Linked DNA regions of Homo sapiens: all the other regions are linked to region 2. The links are chromatin contacts, found by Hi-C or POLR2A ChIA-PET in ENCODE. All regions are on one chromosome and are shown on one strand. The core of a region is the stretch at or near the end of the contact, and the rest is flanking DNA. Distances in the headings are between cores, read along the strand shown. Region 1 has its middle 16 kb from the start of LINC02080. Region 2 holds the start of UBALD2 (UBA like domain containing 2). Region 3 holds the start of GRB2 (growth factor receptor bound protein 2). Region 4 holds the start of TSEN54 (tRNA splicing endonuclease subunit 54). Region 5 holds the start of SLC25A19 (solute carrier family 25 member 19).

Region 1 (3,056 bases), core at 436-2,935, 520 kb after region 2:
TGCTCATAATGGATCTGTACAACCCTGCTGGCAGAAGGAGGTGAAGCCACCTCTGTTAATGACACTGAGAATTTTAATCTGAGGAAGCCATGGCATCTTGTCACCCCTAGGATTCCTGGTGATTATTGTCAAAAGGGAAAGGAAATGAAGTGAAGTGCTGTGTGCAGTATGGCAGGAACCCAGCTTTTCCTAGGCTGCCTCCTACTGGCTTTGTGCTATGGTATTCATTTTCAGTTTCGTACTCACTTTTTTGTTAGAGACAGGGTCTTGCTTTGTTGCCCAGGCTGGATCACAGTGGCACAGTCATGGCTCACTGCAGCTTTGACGTCTTGGGCTCAAGCAATATTCCGGCCTCAGTCTCCCAAGTAGCTAGGACCACAGGCATGTACCACCATGCCTGGATAATTTTTTTTTTTTTTTTGTAAAGGCAGTGTCTTATCTTGCCCAGGCTAGCCTTGAACTCCTGGACTCCAGTGATCCTCCTGCCTCGGCCTTCCAAAATGCTGGGATTACAGGAATGAGCTACTATGCTTTTTTTTCTCCCCCGCCCCCGGCCCCTGTGGGGAGTTTGTTGCGCTTTTATTCAGTTCTTTTTTATTTTTATTTTTTGAGATGGAATTTCACTCTTGTTGCCCAGGCTGGAGTGCAATGGCGCGATCTCGGCTCACTGCAACCTCTGCCTCCTGGGTTCAAGCGATTCTCCTGCCTCAGCTTCCCAAGTAGCTGGGATTACAGGCATGTGCCACCATGCCCAGCTAATTTTGTATTTATAATAGAGACAGGGTTTCCTCATGTTGGTCAGGCTGGTCTTGAACTCCCAACCTCAAGTGATCCACCCGTCTCAGCCTCCCAAAGTGCTGGGATTACAGGCGTGAGCCACCGCGCCCAGGCTTTTTTTTTTTTTTTTTTTTTTGAGACAGAGTCTTGCTCTGTCACCCAGGCTATAATGCAGTGGCGCAATCTCGGCTCACTGCAACCTCCACATCCCGGGTTCAAGCAGTTCTCCTGCCTCAGCCTCCCGAGTAGCTGGGACTACAGGTGCACACCACCATGCCCGGCTAATTTTTGTATTTTTTAGTAGAGATGGGGCTTCACCATGTTGGCCAGGCTGGTCTCGAACTCTTGACCTCATGATCCACCCACCTCAGCTTCCCAAAGTGCCGGGATTACAGGCTTGAGCCCACCACGCGGGGCTGCTTTTATTCAGTTCTTGTGTCTATAGTTTTGATCTTGGTTGACTCTTTAGATGACTGGATAACATTAAGGTCATCTTTTAAATTCTTTGCATTACTTGAGTTAAAGATGAAATGTGGGGCCAGGCACGGTGGCTCACGCCTATAATCATAGCACTTTGGGAGGCCAAGGCAGGCAGATCACAAGGTCAAGAGTTCGAGACCAGCCTGGCCAATATGGTGAAACCCCATCTCTACTAAGAATACAAAAATTAGCCAAGTGTGGTGGCAGGAGCCTGTAATCCCAGCTACTCAGGAAGTTGAGGCAGGAGAATTGCTTGAACCCGGGAGGCAGAGGTTGCAGTGAGCCAAGATCACGCCACTGCACTCCAGCTCCAAAAAAAAAAAAAAAGAAATGTGACAATGAAATAAATAGTTTAATTTTTATGCTTGTCTTATATATGCTGTTCAAAACTTTTGTCTTCATACTTGTAGCTAAGTAAATGCTGTAGCTGGGTCTCCCATGGGTGTTTGTTTGTGTGTGTGGATGTCCCGCTCTTTTATTGCAAGTTTCATATTGTCTATATTTAGATTTGGCTTAGACCTTGAGCAACGTTTATTGAACCACAGGTGTTTTTCTCTGTGAGTATGAAAACATTCTCCCCTCCCCTCCCGAGTTTTCCCATACCCCAACTTGAACGCCTTTAAACCAGGGCTTCGGCTGCCCACACAGGATTTCTTTCCTCTAGGAGTTTTTGTTGGTTGGTTGGTTTGTTGTTTGTTGACTTATAGTAAGTCCCTTGGGGGTCTTTTGTTTTTTGAGACGGAGTTTTGCTCTTGATGCCCAGGCTGGAGTGCAATGGCACAGTCTTGGCTCACTGCAACCTCTGCCTCCCAGGTACAAGCGGTTCTCCTGCCTCAGCCTCCCGAGTAGCTGGGATTACAGATGCCTGCCACCACGCCCAGCCTATTTATTTTTTGTATTTTTAGTAGAGACGGGATTTCACCATGTTGGCCAGACTGGTCTCGAACTCCTGAGCTCAGGTGATCTGCCTGCCTTGGCCTCCCAAAATGCTGGGATTACAGGCATGAGCCCCCACTCCTGACCCCCTTGGGAGTTTTTAAGTTCTCCAAGTACAAATAAGTCCCCATTAATAGTCATTTTTTTTGGATCTTCACACCCATTGGGATGGCTGCTACCCAGAAAAAAAAAAAAAGAAAAAAGGAAGGTGTTGGCAAGGATGTGGAGAAATTGAAACCCTTGTGCACTGTGTGTGGAAATGTACAATGGTGAAGCTGCTGGGAAAACAGTATGGCAGTTCCTCAAAAACTAGAAATACCATGTGATCCAATAATTTCACTTGTGGGTATATACATAAAAGAGTTAAAAGCAGACTTGAAGCAATATTTGTACACCCATATTCATAGCTGCATTATTCACAATAGCCAAAAAGTCAAAACAACTCAAGTTATTCATCCATAGAAGAATGGATAAACAGGCCAGGCACAGTGGCTCAAGCCTGTAATCCCAGCACTTTGGGAGGCTGAGGCAGGCAGATCATGAGGTCAAGAGATCGAGACCATCCTGGCCAACACAGTGAAACCCCATCTCTACTAAAAGTACAAAAATTAGCTGGGCATGGTGGCGCTGCCTGTAGTCCCAGCTACTTGGGAGGCTGAGGCAGGAGAATCGCTTGAACCTGGGAGGCAGAGGTTGCAGTGAGCTGAGATCGTGCCACTGCACTCCAGCCTGGCGACAGAGTGAGACTCCATCTCAAAAAAAAAAGAATGGATAAACAAAATGTGGTTTCTCCATACGATGGAATGGCATTCAGCATTAAAAGACAGTTATCCTCAGGCCGGGTATGGTGGCTCACACCTGTA
Region 2 (3,059 bases), core at 107-2,606:
CTACTCGAGAGGCTGAGGCAAGAGGATCGCTCGAAGTTACAGTGAGCCATGATCATGTCACTCTAGCCCTATCTAACAACCACCACCACCAAATTTTGGACTTTAAAGGGCTACCACTGAGAAACAGTATCTCTGTAGAAACACTCACTGTTTGTTATTGTTTGTTTTTATTTGGTAGAGATGGAGTCTGTGCTATGTTGCCCAAGCTGGTGTTGAACTCCCGGCCTCAAGTTATCCTCCTGTCTCGGCCTCCCAAAGTGCTGGGATTATAGGTGTAAGCCATCCCAACCCCAGACTCCACCCCTACTGCCACCCGTTGTTTTTTTAAAAGATGGTAGAAATTAAAGCTTCATCTTAGCTTTCGTGACAAGCAAGAGAAAAAAAAAAAAAGAAAATTAAAGCTTCAGTTAGGTCAACCGATTTAACAAGAAAAAATTCTTGACTTGGCATTTTGGCCACTGAGAAAGTCTCACTTTTTTCCTTGCATATTTCCTTGCATATCGTATTTATTGTACATAAATCTTGGCTTCCATCTTCAGAGAGCAAAGTCTTTGGTCTAAAAACTGAGAAAATACTGCTCGATCCTTGCGGTGGGTAGTGATTAGAAGAGGGCAGGACGCGGGTTCCTAGGGTGCAAGTAACGTTCTGTTAATTGATCTGGGTGTTCACTTGGTGAAAAGTCTGGAAGCTGTACCTGCGACATCGCACTTTCCTAATGTACGTTATATTTCAATAAAAGATTTTTTTAAATTGGACTGCTTGAAAGTTATTTTTAAAAATTACATGCTTTTGAGACTTGAGCAGCTGCAAAGGCTCTGTTTTCTATTTTGATCATTCTGTTTCTCGAGATGACCACATCTTTCAGAGGAAATGAGTCAAAGCCACTCTGTCTTGCTTTTCCAGCTGAGCATGTTCTGTTTCAATGAAGTAATGAATGAACTTGGCCGCACCACCCCCAAGCCTACAACAGCAAACAGAGGGCCCTCGGCCAATCAGCAGGCACTCCGGGTTTTCAAGTTGAGTTCAAACAGGACCACCGGAGGCCAATCAGAGTGCGCGGCCCCGCCCCGAACGCCCGGCCGTGACCAACCACGAGGCCGGATGAGCCAAAACACAGCGGCCGGCCAATGCTGGGGAGCCCCACGGCGCCGAGCTCCGCCAATGGGCGCGGCCGGGCGAAAAGAGAAACAGTGAGGGCCCCACAGGCCGCAGGATTCGAATCGAACGTCCTTACGGGAGCCGGGCGCTGGCGGAGCGGCGCCCCGGCCAATCAGCGGCAGTCCCCGAACGTTGGGCCGGCCCAGCCCCGCCCCGCGCTGTTGTTTGTGGTGTCGGCCGGGCCGCGGGAGTCGAACCACAACATTCGCCGGGCGGGCGGCGGCGGAGCGGGCGGCGGAGCGGCGGCAGCAGCGGTGAGCGCGAGCCCCGGAGCCCCGGGCGGCCGGCCTCCCGCGCCCGCGCAGCCCCGCGTCTGCGTCCGGCCGGAGACGCCGGGCCCCGCGCCGCGCCGCGCCATGTCGGTGAACATGGACGAGCTGCGGCACCAGGTCATGATCAACCAGTTCGTGCTGGCCGCGGGCTGCGCGGCCGACCAGGCGAAGCAGTTGCTGCAGGCGGCCCACTGGCAGTTCGAGGTGCGAGCCTGGCCGCCGCGGGGCCGGGCCGCGGGGGTCGGGGACGCCGGGCGGCGGCGGGGGCGGGGAGCGCTCCTGTTGTCGGCCCGGAAGGCGATCGGCGCCCGCGAGCGGGTCTTACGCGGGACCGGGGCCGGGACCGGCTCCCCTCTGCACGTGGGGCAGCCGAGGGTCGGGGGCCGCGGGCCGGGCGCGGAGGCGGGGAGAGCCGGTGGGGGGCCCAGCCGCTGCGTTTCCTGACTCCGCCTGGCCCGCCGTGTCACTGCCCTGTTTGTCCGCAGACCGCGCTGAGCACGTTCTTCCAAGAAACCAACATTCCCAACAGCCACCACCACCACCAGATGGTAAGCGGCGGCGGGCAGGGGCGCGGGCCGGGGCCGCTGTCAGCGCGGCGGTGACAGCCATGTTGCCGGGGAGCGCCGCGCCGCGAATGTAAACAAAGAGCCAAAATGTCTTCCAGGAAAGAGCGGCTCCCGGGCCGGCGCTGGCGCCTCCAACTTTGAGGCCCGCCTCCCGGGCTGCTGCTGCTTGGCCTCGGGACTGGTGCCCGGCACTGGTCCCTGGGGGGAAGCGGCGCCAAAGTTGGGGGGAGGGGGAGAGGGCCGGGGGCCTGGCGAGGGGCTCAGGAGCTGGGGGACCCCAGAGCCAGGGGATGGGGAGGGGGAGAGGGTGATGCCCGGACGTCTGGGGCACTGGGAAGCCCGCGCGAAGGGCCCAGGGAGGGCGATGGGGGTGCTTGTGTTTATGGGGACCCCCTCGTGCTGTTGAGTGGTTTCCCCCCTCCCCCTCCACACACACACACACCCAGCGCTACAGGGAACAGGAAAGGCATGAATCCACCCTGGCTCAGGAAGCCGGGCTCTACCCACAAAGATCTGTTCAACCTTCCGAAGCCCAAGGGGACTGGGAAGTTGGAAGGACATACATCCCCCAAGCCAGGAGGACACACAGATTTTGACCCAAGATAAGGCCAGGAATGTGTCTTTAATCTCTGTGTTGAGCTCCACCAGCCCAGCACACAGAGAAGTGGTCCGGGGTCTGGATTTGCTTTCTTTTTCATTCTAGCCCAGGCCCAAGCTTTTGCCCTCCTGGCCATGGGGTACTCTGCTTTCTTGAGGCCCAGGACATCTCTCCTGTACCCTACCCCCCTAGTTACCTATTAGCCCTGCTGGGGGAGGAGGGGCAGGGCTCAGCGATAGGGATCTTAAAACATTGTTCCCCAGGAGAGCTGTTGTGGACTCTAGGTGCATTTTTGGGATTTTTAACACTTGGTGCCCTTGCCTTTGGCTCTCTGTTTTCATCTAGTCACAGAGGACAAGTAGAGGGGTCTGTCTTGACCTTGTTAGCTAGTTTTTCTCAGAATGGCTGATGCTGTATATAAATCAAGCCAAAATGGCATTTGAGTATGATGGGAGCATGGTGCTG
Region 3 (2,817 bases), core at 85-2,584, 860 kb before region 2:
CAACCCTTCTGGCTGACTGCAGGGAACGCAGGGGACGCGCAAAAGTAAAGGAACGAAAGCAAGGAAAGAGAGTCTCTTCCCGAGGAAAAAGACGGAATCTTGAAATGAGAGAAAACGAACAGCACGAAAGGGAAGAAACCTCGAAAAATTACGCCAGAGTGGGGACTACAAGGAGGAAGGGGAAGTACATTAGAAAAAAAGGGGGGGGTGGGGGGAGGAAGGGGCAAATGACTTGCATTACACAAGCATTTCGTGTCCCTAGTGGAAAGGACAGAAGCAGATAGAGAAGGAAGGAAATAACTGGAGAAAGAGGAGTAAGAAAGCCAAAATAGACTAATGCTAATTTCTCTCATGTGTCTGACATTTCGGAAAGTCAACAGCATCAAAAAGAGACAGACCTCAAGTGCACTTCAGTCCCCTGCAAACTGCACTTTCACAGCGTTTGAAGCCAGCCTTGAAAAACTTTCTAAACAAGCCATAACTCATGTGTGGCTTACAATCATAGAGAGGGCGCGCTGCAAATGAAAATTACCAGCGCCCGCTCTCGCCGCAATCCTTCCTCGGTGCAGTCCAACCTGCTACTGCTGAATTTTTCTTGACAAATATTTTTCAAATAGTTTTTTTTTTTAAGTGTCAGAATAAAGGTATCTCCCCCGGCTCCAGCAGCAAACGTTCCACCCCAAAGTGGATTCCCGCACAAAATTAAGCCCAAAGACGCCAGGAGATGGTGACGTGGTTGCCGTGCAGGTCGAAGGCACATCAATCACCACAGCTGCAGCCCACACCAGTCCCCCGCCGCCAGGCTCGGGTAGACTGACTCGGTCGGCGTTCGGCCCGCCTGGGCTTCCCGGGCCCCTTCCGTGCAAACCCTCCCGATGAAGGCAGGGGACCTCGCCAGAGAACCCCGACCTCTTCCCCCGGACTGCCCAGAGCCAAGAGCCGGAGGAGGACGGTCCCCAGGAAGGAAGCGCCCCAAAAGGGGAAACGTAGAGTCCGGAGCCCCGGGGATTGCGCTCCACGTCCCAAGCCTCGCCGCCCCGACGCGAACCCCGGGGCCGGTCCCGGTTCCCCCGGGGCCCACTCCCGCTGTAGAGCCAAGAGGAAAAGGCACGAGAGAGGCGCCGAGCGCAGCCTCCCGTACTCACCGTGGCGCAGCTGCTCCGCTCAGCGTCCGGCCCGCCCCTCCACAACGCTGCGAGCGGCCGGCGACCCCAAGGCTGCTCTGCGAGGGCAGCGCTTGCTCCCGCCGCCGTCACCGCCACAGGCACAGACTCTGCCACAGCCGCCGCCGCCGCTGCCGCCGCCCGGTCGCCGAAGCAGCAATACCTCCTGGCTTCCGCTCCCCGTCGGTGTCCCGCGAGAACTTCTCCACGAGGCCCCGCCCCGCCCCCGCGAGACTTCCCCCGGCGGAAAAGGCCCAGAGCGCAAGCGCTCCTCCTCAGCCGGGCCCCTGCGGGTAGGGAACCAGCTAGGTGTCAGGGCGCATGCGCCAGACCTCCCCGCAGCAGGTGGCCTCCGCACGGCTCCGCCCCCGGGTCGCCGTAACCCTCTCGGTGCCAGAGCGGGTAAATGACAGCTTAGCCCTGAAGGACTCTTCCCCCGTCTAATCACTTTATTTTCCTCTTCTACCAAACCTAGGCAGTTGGATGGGTAGGGGCTTGGGGGAGGAAGAGATCTTCCAGAATGAAGCACTCCAAATAGAGGACCAGGTCTTAAAATATTTGAGAATCCGGTCCGTACAAACTCTGCTGTGTTGAATGATTGGTGAGTTTGTTTGCTCATTGATTGAATCACTGCAGAGTTTGTACGGACCGGATTCTCCAATATAGGCCGAACACTGTGCTGGGGATAGAACAGAAATCTTGGCCCTTAAGGAATTCACGGTCTAGGAAGTAGAAGAAAAATAAACAAATAATGCCATAAGTACTGTTATAATTATTTGGAGTTTGCTGAGGAAGCTAAAAAAATGGAGGGGGTACTGCTACACTGCCCATTGCAGAAGAGCCTTCACAGATGTGATGCGGCGATGTCTGATCTGAGTCTTGGAGGATGAGTAGGAATTTGCCAGGCAGAGAAGCCAGAGTAAGGGCATTTCAGGGAAAGGGAATGGCACGTAAGTACAGAGGCTAAGTACAGAGGAACGGAGGCGTGAGAGAGAAAGTCGTGTTCTGTGCAGTGCTAAGTAGTTCAATTCCTGTATGAGGCCGGTGAGTACGGGGGAGTGGCAGAAGATGAGGCTTGGAGAAATAATTCTTATTTTTCAGTTCCCAAAGCTCTTCCAATTAAAGGATAGAACACAACACACCTAGCGTTACTGTGCCTTCTGGAAGCCAACAAAATAGCGCTGAGGTGAGAATAACCAAGCATCTGATTCTATAGAGAAAAGAAGCCCATTGAAACACAGAAAATGAATTGTGCTTTCACCAAGTATTTATTGAGCATCACCTGTGTGCAAGGGGCTCTGCAGGGTCAAAGACCAACCAGATGAAGCCCCTGCTTTCAGTGCTTTGTAATCTAGAGTTGCCTAATCTGTAAGACAAGCAGTTGGCCCCAAGTGCCACTGAACTACACATAGGGATGGCTGAGGAGGGAGCCAGTACTTGGTGCTGAGCTAATCAAGAAGGATTTGGTTTGAACGGCAAAGTGAAAGCAGGGAGGAAAGAGGAAAGAGTAATGGAATCAGCCTTTTGTTTTTTTTTTTTTTTTTTTTTTTTGAGACGGAGTTTTGCTCTTGTTGCCCAGGCTGGAGTGCAATGGTGCGCGATCTTGGCTCACCGCAAGCTCCGCCTCCCGGGTTCAAGGGATTCTCCTGCCTCA
Region 4 (2,500 bases), core at 1-2,500, 750 kb before region 2:
AAAAGGGGCGCGAGGAGGACGGAAGGAGCGGGGAGATGGAGGTGCCCGCCGACCCCGCAAGAAAAGTTAGTTTGCGCCCGCCCCCAGGGGCGCTGACCCCCAGCGCGGGCCCCGCAGCCTCACCTCTCCCGGCCGCCCGCCGGGGTCCGGCTGGCCCTGCTCGGTCCCTGGCACTCAGGACGGTGGCTCCCACTCCCCCCTGCCCCCCTTTCTCCTTCTCCTTTTCCAAGGCCGGCTCGGCGCCTCCCGCAGGAAATCCCGCCCCTCCCCCCTCCCTCCCGCCGGATCGGGAACGGAGGGACCGTCCCGGCCGCGCAGTCAGGCTGTCAGTCAGCACCGGCGGCTCCGCCCCCATCCGCGCCAGATCCCGCCCCAACTCGTGCCCGCCCGGACCGGGGGCGCTGACCGGATCAGCGCATGCGCCCAGGTGAAACGGAGGGGCGGGGGGCGCGGGGGCAGAGGTGACCTGGGGCTCTGGACTTAGACCCAAGGGCTAGACACCCCGGGTCTGACTGGTGGGAGAGAAGACGTAATGTGAAGGGGGTTGGCAACCAAGACGCGGGACCCCACTTGCAGTACCCCCCGTCTGCGGCCGGCGTCGCCCACCCGCAGCCGCCGGCCGGGCAATGGCACCACCTAGCGGACGGCACCAGTGCGGGGACCCCAGCCTCGAGGAGGCGCTCGTGCCGGGCGGAGGTGGCGCTTCAGCACCGTCGTGGGCCGGACAGCGCCTCCCGCCCCCGGCCCTCGAAACCTGGCTTCGGAGCCCAGCCGTAGGGACCGGACGGAAGACACCGAAGGAATGGCGAACCTCCCCGGACCGCTCCTGACAGTTCCCGGGTGGCCTTCGGCCTGCAAAGTCGGAATTTGCACACCCTCCGCTCGTCCTTCCCTGAGCCCTTCTGCCCTCCTTGCCCAGCCCGGGCGGTGGGGACTAAGCAGCGCGAGGCTGCAGAGGGGCGGTCACAAGTGTGACCATTCGCACTGCACTCCAGACGCCGGCTCCTCAGGCTTTACTGGAGAGAAGCCCCGAGGAGGGCTAGGGGCAAAAGAGGGGCCTTCTGCATCTCCAGCAACCTGCGGGCTGAGCTCCCAGACCCGGCGTCGGGGTGCGCTTCCGGGCGGGCGCTAGGACCGGGGACAATCAGGAGGGCGCAGAGCGGGCTGGGGCGGTGCAGGGGGCGGGGCTGCCGCGGCATTGCGGATCGGCGGGCACTAGGGCAGCGCGGAGCTCCGGCGGTGGGCGGGGCGTGGCGGCGCGCGCAGCGGCAGGCGGCGGCGGGATGGAGCCCGAGCCCGAGCCCGCGGCCGTGGAGGTTCCCGCGGGGCGCGTGCTCAGGTGCGGCGCGGCCCGGCCGGAGTGGGTGTCGGGGGCGCGGGGCCAGCGCGGGTAGGGAAACCGGCGCCCGGGACCCGGCCAGGCGGCCCCCGATGCGCGGCGCTGACCCCGCGTCCCCTTCTCCCCCAGCGCCCGGGAGCTCTTCGCCGCCCGCTCGCGGTCGCAGAAGCTGCCCCAGCGCTCGCATGGCCCCAAGGACTTTCTGCCCGACGGCTCGGCAGCTCAGGCCGAGCGGCTGCGCCGGTGCCGGGAAGAGCTCTGGCAGCTGCTGGCAGAGCAGCGCGTGGAGCGCCTGTGAGAGGGGCGGGCCCAGGGGTAAGGGAAGCGGGGGCGAGGCGGGCCGCGGGGTCTCCGGAATGGACTGACGCAGACCCCTCCCCACTCCTCGCCAGGGGCAGCTTGGTGGCTGCCGAGTGGAGGCCAGAAGAGGGCTTCGTGGAGTTGAAGTCTCCCGCGGTGAGCGGCGGGCTCGGGGACCGGGGACCGCCCTCCCTGCCCTCCCTGCCCTCCCTCCCTTGTGACACTTGCTCTGGGCCCCACACAGGGCAAATTCTGGCAGACCATGGGCTTCTCAGAGCAGGGCCGGCAGCGCCTTCACCCGGAAGAGGCCTTGTATCTTCTGGAGTGTGTAAGTGGGGCCCGGGAGGTGGGGAAGGAGTTGGGACCAAAGAACGGGAAGGACACGTTTTATCGGAGAAAAAGCACACACAACCCGGTCTTTAGAGAACTGATAACCAAACTTCTAAAGCAGGAGGTGGTACGTTGCAGGGAGCAGGGATTCCAGTCCACATTAGTGATGCTGCCCCACTTTCCTGGTTGGCCACATTCTTGATGCGCTGCTGAGAGGGGGAGGGGGAGGTATCAGAGCTGGGAAGTTGCCCCATTCCTCTGTGGCACTGTAGTGAGGGCTCATAAGCTGAGCTGTTGGCCCCACTTCCAGGGCTCCATCCACCTCTTCCACCAAGACCTGCCACTGTCTATCCAGGAAGCTTACCAGCTGCTGCTGACCGACCACACTGTGACCTTCCTGCAGTACCAGGTATCTGCCACCACCCCGCCTCCGGGAGCCACCCATCCACTGAATCAATGAGTATTGACAAGTACCCATAAGGTGCCAGGCACAGTGTCACATGCTGGGGCTGCAGGGCAGACGAGGGCTAT
Region 5 (3,231 bases), core at 121-2,620, 980 kb before region 2:
GAGCCTGGGAGGCAGAGGTTGCAGTGAGCTGAAATCACGCCATTGCACTCCAGCCTGGGCTACAGAGTGAGACTCCGTCTCAAAAACAAAAAAACAAAACAAAACAAAAAAGAAAATGACGCTCCTGGGCTCCCCTGACTCAGACCTACTGACCTCTTCAGCCTCACTCTGGACCACTCTTCCCCTTCCCTCATTTAACCAGAGTGGTCTGACTGCTTCTGCCCAGTTCCTGGAAAACTCGGGGAGCACTCCTATCAATTGCCTTGCCTCTACTCCTCCAGTTCCCTACGTCTGAAATACAGCCCCACTCTCAGCCCCTACTCACTTTTTCAAGGCTAGCTCCTCTCATCCACCAGAGCTCAGCTAAAAAGCATCCCTTCCAGGAGATGTACTTTTTTCCTTTTTTGTAAAAACAAAAAACAAAAACAGTAATACCTACATACGGTCTGTAGAGTTGTACAAAGCATAGAAAGAAGTCTGTAACCACACACATCAACAGGTAGTTGGTAACTGATCACAGGGAGAAGGGCTGAGAAGGGAAAAAGGAAGGTAGACCTGTCGATAATTCTATACTGTTTGAATTTGTTATGGCAAAAAAAAAAAAAAAAAATCCCTAAAACTAGCCTTCAGAATTACCCTAGTTCTTGAATACTTGTAGTAGTGGGGGTGGGGGTGGGGGAGGAGGGGAGATACTACCTACAGGATGGCAGCCTCCACCCCAGACATCAATTCCTTTTCTCCTCTCACCCACCCTGGAACTCCTCCCCAGGCGCCCATGAGGAAGTTTAAACACGCGGCAAGCGACTGAGAGGCAAAACCTCTCCAGGGGTTACCCAGGGACCGCTCAGGTCACACTGAGCAGCGTGTTTCCCGCCCATCTGGGCAGAAAGGAGGAGCAAGCCCGAGTGGCAGGTGTCCTGGATCGCTGTCAGGAGACCGGAGCATACCAGGCTCTTCCTGGTGTTCGGGTGCCCATGTGCCCAAGGGCTCAGCTGAGCAAATCTGCAGAGGTCCCCGTGTGGGTACCTAGGTGTCCACGTGTGCCTCGGGGTGTGTTTTTTCTCCTTGAGTCCGAGGGGACGCCCTGGAGCTCAGGTGCTCAAGGGCGTGCGCGGGGCTCGGCCGCCGGTGTCCCTGGAGATGCTTCTCTGGTCTGGTGTGACACGTGTGTACACAGTCCCCGCCCTCTCGTGAGCGCCCGGGTGCGTGTGCTCCCTCCCGACCACCCTGAGGAGCGAGGGTGCTGGTCCCCGAGAGGGCGGCGAGAAGGACGGAGGTAGAGGTTACTCACACGGCTCGGCGGGTGCGGCCCGGCTCAGCGCTCTCCGCTCTCTCTAGCTCCTCGCGCAGTCTTAACAGCAAAACTCTACTGAGCTCGGACGAAACTGGCGGGCTCCTGGGCCAATCACCGTGCAGCTCCCCGCCAGACGCTGGACCAATGGTTGTGCGCTTGAGGTCTGGCAACCGCCTCCCGCAAGATATCACCGGGTAATGTAGTCCTTCGCGACCAAGGGCAGGACAGCTGGACGGCGCACAGCTTCCTGGGAGATGTAGTCCGGCTGCTCGCGGGCGCGCGAGTTCGACCGACGCGTTAGAAGGAGGTGCCTTGCGAAGCCGGGCTGCGACCTTAGGGGTCGCCGTGCTCTGGCGTGTGACTCGAAAGTCAGCCTGCAGGCGGGGTCCAAGGTTAGGGCGCGGTAGACTTGACCCGCTTTCCTCAAACTCTGTTAATGCCAGAACCCGGATAATCTCAACTTGGTAAAGATGGCAGGAAGCCTAGCAAAAAGCTGGAGGACGTCGGGAAGAGAATAGATGAGAACAGTCCCCTCGGGGACGGGGAAGGCAAAAACACGAGTGTCCCCCCCTCTCACCCCGAGTTTTAGTATTTCTCATTATAAAAGTAATATTAAAAGTATATAGACAGAAAATATAGAAAGGAAGGAGGAAATGACTCATCCTACCGCCCGCACACAACTAGCGTCACGGTTTTGCGCGACAGTATTGCCTCCTGACTTTTTAATTGCATTTTTATATTCGTGTTATCATTTTGACGCACAATTTTAAGACATTTTTATTGTAGAAAATTTCAAGATACACAGAAGTGGAATAACCCGATGAAGCCGCGTAGAGTCGCTCTCCGACCTCAGCAGTTACGCGACTCATGGGGCAATCTTGTTTCCTCTATTTCTGCACCTACCTCGCACGCGCTGCCCAGCGTTATTCTGAAGTAAATACCATCACGTGTTTTCACCAGTAAATATTTCAGTATGTGTCTTTAAAGGACAAGCATTCCCTTTTTAATACGTATACATTATGCTTCACACACACACAAAACTGTCACTCCGACCCCCCAAAAAAACTTTTAATATCAAATATGAATTAGTGTTTACACTTTTCTGAAAGAAAGAAATGTTCTTCTTTTTTTTTTTTTTTTTTTTTTTTTTTTTTTTTTTTTTTTTTTGAGACAGTTTTGCTCTTGTCGCCCAGGCTGGAGTGCAATGGTGCTATTTCAGCTCACTGCAACCTTTGCCTCTGGGGTTCACACGATTCTCCTGCCTCAGCCTCCCGAGTAGCTGGGATTACACGCGTGCACCACTATGCCCAGCTAATTTTTTGTATCTTTAGTAGAGATGGGGTTTTGCCATGTTGGTCAGTCTGGTCTCAAACTTTTTTTTTTTTTTTGAGACAAGAGTCTCACTCTGTCACCCAGGCTGGAATGCAGTGGCACGATCTCGGCTCGGTGCAACCTCCACCTCCCGGGTTCAGGTGATTCTCCTGCTTCAGCCTCCTGAGTAGCTGGGACTACAGGCCTGCACCACCATACCCAGCTAATTTTTGTAGTTTTAGTAGAAACGGGGTTTCACCATGTTGGCCAGGCTAGTTTTGAACTCCTGACCTCAAGTGATCCACCCAGCTCGGCCTCCCAAGGTTCTGGGATTACAGGTGTGAGCCACCGTGCCTGGCTGAAATGTCCTTCTTAAAACAAGTTGTTTGCTTTTCTTTCTTTTTTTTTTGAGACGGAGTCTAGCTCTGTCCCCCAGGCTGGAGTGCAGTGGCGCGATCTTGGCTCACTGCAAGCTCCGCCTCCCGGGTTCACGCCATTCTCCTGCCTCAGCCTCTCCAAGTAGCTGGGACTACAGGCGCCCGCCACCACGCCCGGCTAATTTTTTGTATTTTTAGTAGAGATGGGGTTTCACCGTGGTCTCGATCTCCTGACCTCGTGATCTGCCC

What was found. Hi-C counts contacts between places; a loop is a spot of excess contacts on that map. ChIA-PET counts read pairs that join two places held with the same protein, here RNA polymerase II (POLR2A). Pooled maps may share reads with other maps.
Region 1: a map of OCI-LY7 shows a loop between it and region 2 (9-fold over the local background). The contact joins the enhancer-like site here to the promoter of UBALD2 in region 2. A Hi-C loop is called at or near these places in 1 of 168 maps with a recorded cell type or tissue (OCI-LY7) and 1 of 50 pooled maps. POLR2A ChIA-PET finds 5 or more read pairs at or near these places in 2 of 52 experiments (HCT116 and OCI-LY7).
Region 3: a pooled map shows a loop between it and region 2 (3-fold over the local background). The contact joins the promoter of GRB2 here to the promoter of UBALD2 in region 2. A Hi-C loop is called at or near these places in 4 of 50 pooled maps. POLR2A ChIA-PET finds 5 or more read pairs at or near these places in 3 of 52 experiments (B cell, GM10248 and activated CD8-positive, alpha-beta memory T cell).
Region 4: a pooled map shows a loop between it and region 2 (3-fold over the local background). The contact joins the promoter of TSEN54 here to the promoter of UBALD2 in region 2. A Hi-C loop is called at or near these places in 6 of 50 pooled maps. POLR2A ChIA-PET finds 5 or more read pairs at or near these places in 2 of 52 experiments (Panc1 and naive thymus-derived CD8-positive, alpha-beta T cell).
Region 5: a pooled map shows a loop between it and region 2 (5-fold over the local background). The contact joins the promoter of SLC25A19 here to the promoter of UBALD2 in region 2. A Hi-C loop is called at or near these places in 2 of 37 single-sample maps with no recorded cell type and 6 of 50 pooled maps. POLR2A ChIA-PET finds 5 or more read pairs at or near these places in 2 of 52 experiments (B cell and activated CD4-positive, alpha-beta T cell).

Annotation. Positions count from the first base shown.
Region 1 is chr17:76,781,584-76,784,639 of GRCh38, forward strand. It overlaps a transcript of MFSD11 not described here. Among named protein-coding and RNA genes, the nearest start is that of LINC02080, 16 kb to the right of the region's middle. Within about 2 kb of position 1,686, at least 2 of the 41 ENCODE cell types and tissues checked have a DNase peak (open chromatin) inside an H3K27ac peak, as active enhancers do; they include OCI-LY7, where a contact is called at or near this core.
Region 2 is chr17:76,263,992-76,267,050 of GRCh38, forward strand. It overlaps UBALD2 (UBA like domain containing 2), which reads left to right and starts at 1,357. Exons shown (of 3, transcript NM_182565.4): 1 at 1,357-1,634; 2 at 1,916-1,978. The coding sequence starts at 1,515. It overlaps LOC105371896 (a long non-coding RNA gene), which reads right to left and starts at 1,090. Exons shown (of 6, transcript XR_007065913.1): 1 at 1-1,090. RefSeq lists enhancers at 760-809, 2,070-2,169 and silencers at 1,160-1,459, 1,760-1,899.
Region 3 is chr17:75,404,344-75,407,160 of GRCh38, forward strand. GRB2 (growth factor receptor bound protein 2) reads right to left here and starts at 1,335. Exons shown (of 6, transcript NM_002086.5): 1 at 1,146-1,335. MIR3678 (microRNA 3678) reads left to right here and starts at 1,726; the gene lies at 1,726-1,819. RefSeq lists a silencer at 1,393-1,572.
Region 4 is chr17:75,515,278-75,517,777 of GRCh38, forward strand. It overlaps TSEN54 (tRNA splicing endonuclease subunit 54), which reads left to right and starts at 1,251. Exons shown (of 11, transcript NM_207346.3): 1 at 1,251-1,339; 2 at 1,469-1,633; 3 at 1,732-1,795; 4 at 1,884-1,967; 5 at 2,280-2,378. The coding sequence starts at 1,284. It overlaps CASKIN2 (CASK interacting protein 2), which reads right to left and starts at 260. Exons shown (of 20, transcript NM_020753.5): 1 at 124-260. RefSeq lists silencers at 110-719, 1,110-1,489 and an enhancer at 1,031-1,325.
Region 5 is chr17:75,288,063-75,291,293 of GRCh38, forward strand. It overlaps SLC25A19 (solute carrier family 25 member 19), which reads right to left and starts at 1,371. Exons shown (of 8, transcript NM_001126121.2): 1 at 1,292-1,371; 2 at 440-529. RefSeq lists enhancers at 516-1,017, 1,450-1,649, 1,740-1,789, 1,830-1,879.